Linked DNA regions of Homo sapiens: region 1 is linked to region 2. Evidence: chromatin contacts called from ENCODE Hi-C or POLR2A ChIA-PET data. All regions are on one chromosome and are shown on one strand. Each heading gives the region's core, a stretch centred on a gene start or an enhancer-like site at or near the end of the contact. The rest is flanking DNA. Distances are from core to core; before and after follow the strand shown. Region 1 overlaps RNF212 (ring finger protein 212). Region 2 overlaps LOC105374343 (a long non-coding RNA gene).

Region 1 (2,700 bases), core at 73-2,572, 39 kb after region 2:
GTTGAGCGGGGGGCACGCAGAACACTGGGTCACATGATCATTCCCAAACCAATCACTGTCGCTGCAGGATGGAGTGCTCTGATTGGCCACCTGGATCACACACTTAGTTTGGGACCTGAGCCTCGCAGGGAGATGAAATAAGTACCAAAATGAGTTCATGTCCAGTCAACTGTATGGATTAGCAAAATCTGGGGGCTTGGAGAGGGGGTGGGGTTGGGATGGGAAGGCAGGTGCAGAATCGGAAAGACCTGCAGGTCCTGTGATTTCTGCAAGCAACCCACACACCTGTCGGGGGCTGATGAGTGAGGTGGCAGCAGGCATCCGTGTGGTTTTGCTGGAAGAGTGATGACGAAAATGCCAGCGTCAGTGCACACAGTGTGACTCAGCAACATGCATCTCTATTTTGTTCTCTTTCTGGCATGATTTTACTTACTTGAAACTGAACTTTTTATTGTGCTGAAAGCTGTTTGTTGTGATGATCTCATACTAAATAGATGGAGAAAAGGTATTGAATTAAATCATAAAAACTGACTTCCCCCCAGGTCATCCCAACTGAAAGTGTAAGAAGGCTCTGAATCAGTGAAATGTTCTTACTGGGTTTGCAAACGGCATTTCACATGAATTCAGCAGTTCCCATAGCGTCCTGTGAGTCGCACGGCCCTGCTCCTCCCTAGCGCTGAAGCCAAGTGAACTCAACACCCCACTGCCATTTACATCACTGGCTCTTACAACTGCAACTGTCACTCAGCACATGGCCACTGCGGGTGTTAAAGGTGTGAAATTAAGACCTGACAACAGGAGCCACTAACGCACCAGCTTTGAAAGGCCACTAAGAGGCCAGCCATGGTGCCTCATGTCCATCATCCCAACACTTTGGGAGGCAGGGGCGGGAGGATTGGTTGAGCCCAGGAGTTGGAGGCTACAGTGAGCTGTGATTGTACTACTGTACTACTGCACTCCTGCTTGGGTGACAGAGCAAGAACTCATCTCAAAAAAGGAAAAGGAAGGGGAAAGGGAAAGGAAAGAAAAGAGAAAAGAAAGAAAAACAGGCCAGCAAGAGAAATATGGACAAGTTACTTGGTCACGTTTTCCAGTCTAGCAACCCTGGACTGATCTCCACGATGGCCAGTAGCAGAGACCACCTGCTGTGCCCTGTGACTCCCGGCCACAGAAGGCTGCTGCACCTGGGTCCTCTCTGCCTCACAGGGCCTGGTGGACATGCTGAGATGCACACGTAAGACTGGGGGAGCGTGTCTGTTTCTGTGGACACACTGAGGTGCATGACTGCACATGAGGGGTGGGGCTGTCTCCTGGCACCGAGTGCCCGTCTATGCTGGCTGGGTTTTGAGATACGAACAGTCTGCCCTCAGCAGTTTCAGTTTGGGACCAAGCCAGCTAGGAATAGGCAGTTGCACAACAGCTCAACCACTGGGGCCTCCGCTCTGAGTCACCTCCTAGAGCCTGCCCTGGCACTGCCCCTCAACATCCTCACCCAGAGTCACTTATCCTGACAGCCTGTGTCCCGGCCCGACATACAAGTTCACTTTCTGCCTCCTCTTCCCCACACAGAAGCTCCCAGAGGACGGGCACTGGGCGTGTTTGGCTTACTCCGAATTGCCAGCCCCCAGAACAGTGCTGAGAATGCACCTGGTGCTCAGTAAACACTGGCTGCTGCGTGGCTGACTGTGGTGGGCGGAAGTACCTGAGCCTTCTGCGTCTGGCAGGGCCGTGGCCTGGCTCCTCTGAAGGGCACTTGCTCCTGATTCCAGACAACTCTAAAATGCACTGTTTCGTGGGAGCAAGAGGATGATGACAAAAACAACAATGACAACAAAAGTGGGTGGCACGAACGCCACCACAGTGAGGCCGGGCAAGACGGGGTCGGGGGCGCAGCGGTCTGGGGCGGGTCAGCTGGGCTGGCAGAGCACATGGGAATCCTCTCTGGAGGAAAATGCAGGCGATACCAGGTATGTAGAGAGTGGGATTGGCCTGTGCAACCTCACCAGAGATCAGCAGAAATATACCTCCCTCCAGCGAGAGTGGAAGAAAAGAAGGCAGATTTGGATTCCTGAGGATATCAGGTAAGGAAAATAAAAAGGCTGCCTGTGAAATGACTACATAAAAGACGAAGATGCAACAATGAGCAAGGACTATTTTCCAAATGGTGAAATGAGCAGGAATGTTCTCAAAATGTTAACTGTAATGGACAGAACAAAAACTCAATGGGGGCCGGGTGTGGTGGCTCACACCTGTAATCCCAGCACTTCGGGAGGCTGAGGTGGGCGGATCACCTGAGGTCAGGAGTTCGAAACCAGCCTGGTCAACATGGTGAAGCCCCGTCTCTACTAAAAATACAAAAATCAGCCAGGCGTGGTGGGGCTGTAATCCCAGCTACTCAGGAGGCTGAGGCAAGACAATCGCTTGAACCCGGCAGGCGGAGGTTGAGGTGAGCTGAGATCGTGCCACTGTACTCCAGCCTGGGTGACAGAGTGAGACTCTGTCTCAAAAACAAACAAACAAACAAACAAACAAACAAACAAACTCAGTGGGGTTCACTGGCTTAACCTGAAAATCAGGGAGCTGGAAGAAGCAACCCAGCATGTGACCAGGTGGCCTAAGACGACGGAGATCACAGCAGAGGCTGACGTCGAGGGTGGGGAGCTGCAGGTTGTGGCTGGGGATGCAGAGGGTACTACTTGA
Region 2 (2,700 bases), core at 83-2,582:
AACCCACTTCCACACCTACACCCACACATGCACACACGCACATCTACACATGCACACCCACACACACACCGACACACACACCGACACACACACCTCCACATACACCCCCGCACACTGACACACCCACACACACACCGACACACACACCTCCACAAACACACCCCCCGCACACTGACACACACCCACCCCCACACACTGACACATCCACCCCCCACACCGACACACACCTACAGTGACACCCGCACACTGACACACACCCACTCCTGCACACTGACACCCACTCCTGCACACTGACACACACCCCCGCACAGACACACACCCACCCCCGCACACCGATACACACACCTACCCACACACCCACCCCACACACCAACACACACCCACCCATCCCCGCACACCGACACACAACCCACCCCCGCACACTGACACACACCCACCCACTCACCTCTGCACACTGACACACACCCACCCCACCGACACACACCCCTGCACACTGACACACCCACCCACCCCCACACTGACACACACACACCTACCCACACACCCACCCCCGCAGACACACACACACCGACCCCCACACACTGACACACACACATCTGCACAAGACACCCACCCACCCACCCCTGCACACTGACACACACATGCACACCCCCAACCCCTGCACACTGACACACACACACCCACACACCCACACCCACACACTGACACACACACCCACCACCGCACACCTACCCACACACGCGTACCCACCCACCCCCGCACACAACACACATGCACACCCCCCACCCCTGCACACTGACATACACACACCCACCCTTACATGCACCCACAGGCACACATATACACCCACATGCACACCCCATATACATGCGTGCACACATATATACACATACACATACACACACCTACATACACCACCTACATACACCTACACGCACACATACATGTACACACCTACATGCACACATATGCATGCATACACACATCTGCACACCAACATGCACGCGCACACACGTGTCCACTGGCACAGAGCAGTGATGCACAGACACATTTCCCAGGCTGCCTGAGACCTGGGTGGCCGCGTGTGGTGCTTTGTGGCTGGGGTGTGCCCTAAGGGGTCAGGAGGGGCTGGGCCACACCCCAAAGGGTCCACATACTGAGGACAAAGGGAGCTGTGGAGGACCTTGTCCAGGAGAGGCAGGCTTCCTGGGTGCGGTGTGCAGGCTGCATGGGGAGCAGGGCGTTGGTTTCCCCGACTGCAGCCACAGACTGAGTGTGTCCATCCCCACAGCTCCTGCCAATTCCAACACTGAGAGTCTGTGTTTGGACGCCTCCAGTGACCACTGGCTCCGCGAGTGATGACTCACACCCATCACTCATCCCCTTCCTGAGTCAGCCGCGGGACCCTCTGCAGGGAGGCGTGCGAGTCATCGAGGTGATGCAACCCCTGCTTGGTCACTTGCTGACTCACGGACACCCCCCGCCCCAGCCCAGGGCCTCCCCTTCCATGCCGGACGGGCCTGGGGTGAGCTGCAGCCGGGCAGGAACGGCAGAGCAGGGGGCAGGGACCTGGGGGCGGGAGAGGCAGCCGGAACGGGGTGGCCGGGAGCAGGGCTGCTCTGAACGCAGACTGCTGGCCCTGGCTCCGCAGTACTCCCTCTGCTCTCTTGCTTGGTTTGAGGGACCCTCTTAAACCCTGCTCTCCAAGCCTCACGTGAATTGAACCAGCCACCACGTGGTCCCCGGAGGCGCTGAGCTGCGCTGAGCCCGGCCCCTCTCATCCTGGTGTTCTGGCGCCAAGCCCCCCAACCCACCCTAGTTGCAGGTCCGAGCCCTCCGGTGCCTGATCGCAGGCAGCCCCGGGCTCCATCGGGCTTAAGGCCACATTTCTCAGTGTTTCTATGAGGGCAGAAAAGACATTTCCTGAGAGTGGATTCCTGAGGTTTCTGAAGGTCCGTAAGTCCAAGAACCACATTCTTTCCAGCCCTCCTGAGTTCCTGCAGCCATGTTTCCCTTCCCTTGGGGAAAACGCAGCTCTGAGGGTCTGGAGCAGATGAAGGTCCCGTAAGTCCTACTCTCCCCAGCTGCCAGGGTAGGTGCCTGGTGCTCTGAAGGTCCTGGGGAGCCCCAGCCCCTTGCCAGGCATGTGAGGCCTTCCCAGCCCACACGTTCCGTGAGGACGGAGCCAGGTCCTGTGTTGCTTTCTGCTGCCTGGATGACTGGGAACGGAGCTGGGGTGTCCTCTGCTCTGCTGGAGCTGGAGCTGCCCTATTTAAGGCAATTCCTGCGCTGTGAGCCCTGGTGGGGCCACCTGGCGGGTTCCGCCAAAGCAACCTCACTGCCATGGGTGTTTTTCTGTTCCTGCGGTCATATGGGCTCTTGTGAAAGCAGTTTTCCAAGTAAATATGGTGATGATTTAAGTCTACTACATTTGGAAAAATGAGGGATGAACCCTGCAGCCCTGGTCCTGTCTCAGAGGCAGCTTTGGAGAACATCTGTTGCTGCCTCCGGAATCACCTGGCCCTGCCTGGGGGCAGCCACTGGCCCAGGCCAGCTCCTGAGCTGCCCTCCTGCCAGACTCGGAGAGGGGCTGTCTGTTCCCAGCCTCAGACCCCTGCCCCATGCCCATCGCCTGAGACTGTGATCAGACCCAGCCATGTGTCTGAATGAGCCTGGCCCGAGGAACAGTGGCCCTGAGAG

Evidence for each region. A loop is a pair of places that touch in the nucleus more often than their neighbours do. ChIA-PET counts read pairs that join two places held with the same protein, here RNA polymerase II (POLR2A). Pooled maps may share reads with other maps.
Region 1: a loop to region 2 is called in a map of MCF 10A, with 5 times the contacts of the local background. The contact joins two enhancer-like sites. A Hi-C loop is called at or near these places in 5 of 168 maps with a recorded cell type or tissue (CD14-positive monocyte, HepG2, MCF 10A and 2 more) and 4 of 50 pooled maps. POLR2A ChIA-PET finds 5 or more read pairs at or near these places in 5 of 52 experiments (BJ, MCF 10A, PC-3 and 2 more).

What each region holds. Positions count from the first base shown.
Region 1 is chr4:1,081,134-1,083,833 of GRCh38, forward strand. RNF212 (ring finger protein 212) reads right to left here. Exons shown (of 10, transcript NM_001131034.4): 6 at 434-486; 7 at 286-334. Among named protein-coding and RNA genes, the nearest start is that of RNF212, 31 kb to the right of the region's middle. Within about 2 kb of position 1,323, at least 7 of the 41 ENCODE cell types and tissues checked have a DNase peak (open chromatin) inside an H3K27ac peak, as active enhancers do; they include PC-3, where a contact is called at or near this core.
Region 2 is chr4:1,042,404-1,045,103 of GRCh38, forward strand. The region is part of intron 1 of LOC105374343 (a long non-coding RNA gene); the gene reads left to right. Among named protein-coding and RNA genes, the nearest start is that of FGFRL1, 32 kb to the left of the region's middle. Within about 2 kb of position 1,333, at least 12 of the 41 ENCODE cell types and tissues checked have a DNase peak (open chromatin) inside an H3K27ac peak, as active enhancers do; they include PC-3, where a contact is called at or near this core.